Regions from separate parts of the Homo sapiens genome. Here region 1 is linked to region 2. A link is an interaction called in ENCODE POLR2A ChIA-PET data of the cell type or tissue named here. Cell type or tissue: Caco-2. All regions are shown on one strand.

The links. ChIA-PET counts read pairs that join two places held together with the same protein. Peaks named below come from ENCODE experiments on the same cell type or tissue, not always from the same donor. Only the 100,000 strongest peaks of a DNase experiment are listed, where the experiment ranks them.
Region 1: POLR2A ChIA-PET joins it to region 2 with 7 read pairs; 15 of 35 experiments call an interaction of 5 or more read pairs at or near these places.

The regions. Positions count from the first base shown.
Region 1 is chr20:35,251,852-35,254,351 of GRCh38, forward strand. The region is part of intron 2 of MMP24-AS1-EDEM2 (MMP24-AS1-EDEM2 readthrough); the gene reads right to left. It overlaps MMP24 (matrix metallopeptidase 24), which reads left to right. Exons shown (of 9, transcript NM_006690.4): 3 at 54-170. Among named protein-coding and RNA genes, the nearest start is that of MMP24-AS1-EDEM2, 25 kb to the right of the region's middle. In Caco-2, no CTCF peak of the experiment used is centred here; no DNase peak of the experiment used is centred here.
Region 2 is chr20:35,133,763-35,136,262 of GRCh38, forward strand. It overlaps MMP24-AS1-EDEM2 (MMP24-AS1-EDEM2 readthrough), which reads right to left. Exons shown (of 15, transcript NM_001355008.2): 10 at 976-1,187. It overlaps EDEM2 (ER degradation enhancing alpha-mannosidase like protein 2), which reads right to left. Exons shown (of 11, transcript NM_018217.3): 6 at 976-1,187. Among named protein-coding and RNA genes, the nearest start is that of EDEM2, 12 kb to the right of the region's middle. RefSeq lists an enhancer at 1-809. In Caco-2, no CTCF peak of the experiment used is centred here; DNase peaks (open chromatin) are centred at 969 and 2,259.

The DNA of each region.
Region 1 (2,500 bases), 120 kb after region 2:
GTGTTCAGTGACCACAGTGCATATGCGTGTGTGTGTGTCCTCTCTCTGCCCAGGTGGATGAAGAAACCCCGATGTGGTGTCCCTGATCACCCCCACTTAAGCCGTAGGCGGAGAAACAAGCGCTATGCCCTGACTGGACAGAAGTGGAGGCAAAAACACATCACCTACAGGTGCTTCGACTCTCCCTCTTCCTCCCTGCCTTTGGCTCCACCCTCACTCTGTTTTTCCTGGCCTGAGTTTCAAAGGCTCACAATGTAGGGGGGCCTGGGGATCAGGCTTACAACATAGGCCAAGAGCCAGGCATGTGGGCATTGGCACTAGGTGCTGAGAGCCCATAACCTTGTCCTCCTTGTGGCTTCCACAGGATGCTGTGACTCCAACCTCAGGTTTATTTGGTCCTCTGGGGGCTCTTAGTTGTCTTCTGTTTAGATGCCTATAGTTTTTAGGTTACAGGAAGTGGGGTATGAATGGTTTGGTAACTTTCAGCTGTGAAAAAGAATCGTGGCTTGCAGTGAGCTATATCATGCCACTGCACTCCAGCCTGCGTGACAGAGTGAGACTCTGTCTCCAAAACAAAACAAATGAAACAAAAACCACAAAACAAAACAAACAAAACCATGGCTTAATTCAGTCTCCTTATCACTGCCTGCCAAACCCCATTCCCTCTGATCTGGATCCTCCCACCCCAAAATCCACCTGATGGACTTCACCTGAGATTCCCAACGCAGAGTTCCAGTTGTTTCTTAAGGAGTATAAAGAACTGGGACCTGAATCATAATAGTGTCATCTTTGACTGTCTGGAGGAACCAAGGGCAGAGCAGGATCCATCTCCAAGTCAGATCAGTGGCCCAAGAACTAGATGATGGAGCCCATCACAGCAGACTGAAGCACCGGAGTGAGGCTGGGGCAAGGGCCAGGCATTGAGCAGGCTCAGGTGGGGGTGGGGCAAGGGGCAGGCACTGGACAGGCTCAGGTGGGGCTGGGGCAAGGGCCAGGCATGGGCAGGCTCAGGTGGGGCTGGGGCAAGGGCCAGGCATGGGCAGGCTCAGGTGGGGCTGGGGCAAGGGCCCGGCATGGGCAGGCTCAGGTGGGGCTGGGGCAAGGGCCAGGCATGGGCAGGCTCAGGTGGGGCTGGGGCAAGGGCCAGGCATGGGCAGGCTCAGGTGGGGCTGGGGCAAGGGCCAGGCATGGGCAGGCTCAGGTGGGGCTGGGGCAAGGGCCAGGCATGGGCAGGCTCAGGTGGGGCTGGGGCAAGGGCCAGGCATGGGCAGGCTCGGGTGGGTGCTGGCTGGCACTTCTCAAGGCTCTGCTGTCATCTCAGGTGGATCCCTTTGGTGCAGAGGCAAGATCTAAGACAGAGATCCTCAAGAGTTGAACTAAGGGCTCCCCTGCTGACAAGCACTCCCTACAGAACGGGACTTTTTTTTTTTTTTTTTTTTTTTCAGAAATCTGACAAGAGAAGGAAAGTTAGGGTTGAACTAAGGGCTCTTCTGCTGATAAGCTGTCCCTTCAGAACGGGATTTTTTTTTTCCAGAAATCTGACAAGAGAAGGAAACTTAAGAATCTAGGTTAGAAACTGAATAGACTCTTGGGTCTCTTGAAGGGGTAGAGTGGATCAAGAGAAAGAAGCACTGGGTTCTAACCCAACTCTGAGTAACTTCTATCACTAGACTTCTCTGGGCTTCAGTTTCCTTACGTGTGGAGTAGGTAGAATAATCCATGCCCCAGAGGGTCACAGGGCAGGGAACCCACAGGTAGTAACGTTGTTTTGTGAAGAACCAATGCAATATGAACACAGCGACGCTAAACAGCTAAACCTATAATGGATTAAATCAGATACCGGCCAGCTTCTAGGCAGACAAGCCAAAGATTGGTACCAAAGATTTTTTAAAGAGACTTTTCACTTAAACTCCTCTCTATTATTTGAATATTTTTATAACTTTTATAAATGAACATATTTCGTATTAGGGAAAAAAACTTAAAATTCAGAAAATGCTATCTACCAATTTCCTTTGGGTTTTTTTTTTTTTTTTTTGAGACAGAGTCTCACTCTTGTTACCCAGGCTGGAGTGCAGTGGTGCAATCTTGGCTCACTGCAACCTCTGCCTCCGGGTTCAAGCAATTATCCTGCTTCAGCCTCCCGAGTAGCTGGGATTACAGACTCACACCACCACGCCTGGCTAATTTTTGTACTTTTAGTAGAGACAGGGTTTCACCATGTTGGTCAGGCTGGTCTCGAACTCCTGACCTCATGTGGTCCGCCAGCCTCGGCCTCCCAAAGTGCTGGGATTACAGGCGTGAACCGCTGCGCCCAGCCCCAATTTACTTTTCTCAACAAACTAGAGTGGAATCCTTTATTCGACACAGCTTTGCTGGAGATCAAATGGAAAACACTGAGTAAAGCAAAGCCATCTGACTGAGGCAGGGTGGGGATCCAGAGCTCTGTTACTCAGCCTCTTCTTCAATCCCTGAGGCAGCTAAGCAGAATTCTAGGGTTCAA
Region 2 (2,500 bases):
AGCCTTAGGGGGGCACCTTCTTAAGGGATTTTCGGGGAGTCCTCACACAAGCTTTACTTTTCAAGCTGGATTAGCACCAGACTGCATAAAATGTGCCTAGACCTAAATGCAGTCTTCCTAAGTCAGAGTGACTCAGCAAAGTTGGTATTAATATATTAACGTTACTGCTGAAGTAACTGAGGACCAGAGAGGTTGAGTGACTTGCTCAGGGTCACACAGTTTCGATGTAGCAAGGCCAGGGCTTGAATCCAGTTCTGACTAAATCCAGTGTTATGTCCTGGATGGCTTTGGCTCAATTACTGTTAATCTTATTGATTATCCCATTTAGAAGCTGAAACTGACCTTAGAGATCATCTGGTCCAAAGTGTGTTCAATTTCCATGGGTTAATAGTACTGGAAGATAAAGGGAAGCTCTGGTGTTAAATAAGTTTGGGAAATGTTAAATTAAACAAAGTTGAATAGATTTCTTTACTAGAGGATTTTTATTCTGCTCATGTGCATTCTGACTCTCCAAAAAAGGGGGGGATATTATATCTAATATTCCCCTAACTTAATTGGCCAAGACTCATTTTTTCATGCAACTGCCACTCAGTATCTCTCAGAACCGGTGTCCTAAGAAACACAGCAAATACAGATAGACGCTAAAAATGAAGGCCGGACGAGCTGATGATCTGAAGCCGTCAAGTGAGTCAGGGGCATGAAACATACGACCCTCTTCCTAGAAATCAGAGAATCTCAACTGGTCAAAGCTGAATGCAGCCCCTGCTGCCTGCCAGAAACGTGCTTTCCCACTCTCCTCCCCACTCCAAGCCAAACTTGAATTGGAGGCTTGGTCTATTTTTGGTGTCCTGAGCCCAAATCCTGGACCACTCCCAAGGTCACCCTAAGTTTTCCTTGGCTTGACTGCAACTTATTGCTCAGAGCCCTGGGCCTCGTAAGCAGGGACTCAAACAGGAAGGGCAGCAGCGAACCTACCAGCCCGATATCTGACCGGCTCTCCCAGAGGCGCATCAAAGCCACTCTGGCCACATCTTCGAACACCGGGTCACCAGTGAGGCTGCTCAGGGTGGCAAATTCAACAATGAAGGTCCCAATCCCTGCCGTACAGGTGACAGGGGTCTCTCCTGGGTTCACGCCATGAAGTAAGTTCACTGTTCCATATGGCATGCCAGTGGGGGTCTGAAAGGCTGAACAATCGACAAATTATGATCCCGGACAGGAGCAGGGGGATAGGGATAGTTCTGATACACGCCCAAAGCCTGGGACCTTAGCCAGCACTTCCCTCTTTCTCCTGGGTATCCTGCTAGAGTCTGAGCCAGAGAAAGATAAATGTCATAACTGGAGGGCCCTGAGCAGCCACCCAGCCCAGATGCTGTCAAACACTGCTCTGCATAACCTTGGGTTCCTGCTCATCATGAGGGGGCAGGGAGCAGGCTGTGCTCCACACACACTCGCTTTAGCTAGAGAGCTTTACCTATTTTTATTTATTTTACACTACGCCTTCAAAGCCCAGGCAGGTAACTTATTGTGATGCAGGCAGGGTTTAAGCCACAGAAAGTGGTGGGGCTTGTGGCACAATGACAAGAGTAAGCCCCGTTCAAAGCCATTCATAGACTTTTGGCTCACGCCTATAATCCCAGCACTCTGGGTGGCCAAGGCAGGCAGATCACTTGAGGCCAGGAGTTCGAGACCAGCCTGGCCAACATGGTGAAACCCTATTTCTACTAAAAATACAAAAATTAGGCAAGCGTGGTGGTGCACGCCTGTAATTCTGGCTATCTGGGAGACTGAGGCACGAGAATCGTTTGAACCCAAGAGGCGTGGGCTGCAGTGAGCTGAGATTGCACCACTGCACTCCAGCCTGGGTGACAGAGCGAGACCCTGTCTCAAAATAATAATAATAATAAACAAAGCCATTCATAGACTTTAAATAAAGATCTCTGCTTTAAATAAAGAGTATAGGGGCTAAATTATTTTTAAAGGGAAGCAAAATAGGATATAAACCACTAAACCACGGATATAGTATGACCCTCGATTTATAGGTAGGGAAAACCATGCCTGTAAAGAAGTAATTCAGCCACAGGTCACACAGAGAGAGTCAAACAGAGCTGGGATGGGAACGCCTCCCCTGTGCCCACCCCAGCCCCAGTCCAGTTCTCTGCCCGCCCCACCCAAGTGGCACCCAAGTGCCTTCTGGTTCAAGACGAGAACTGGACAACCAGCCAGAGGCAGAGATTTCCTCTCTGGGCCTAAAGGTCAAACAACTCCAGAGCAGCCTATGCGTCACCAAACTGTGAACAAAGGTGTCGACACTTCCAAGAACCACAGGGTCTAGCAACTGTGTCTGCCACAGACAAGAAACTTGCAATCTGGCAGGCACCAGCGGGAGAGCAAGTCACAACCAGGAAGGGCTCTAAGCAATATTTCAGAAAAAGTCAGGCTGTAATAAAAAGAAGAGGAGTGACAAAATCCTGTTTCTTGACCTTTTTTTATAAAATGA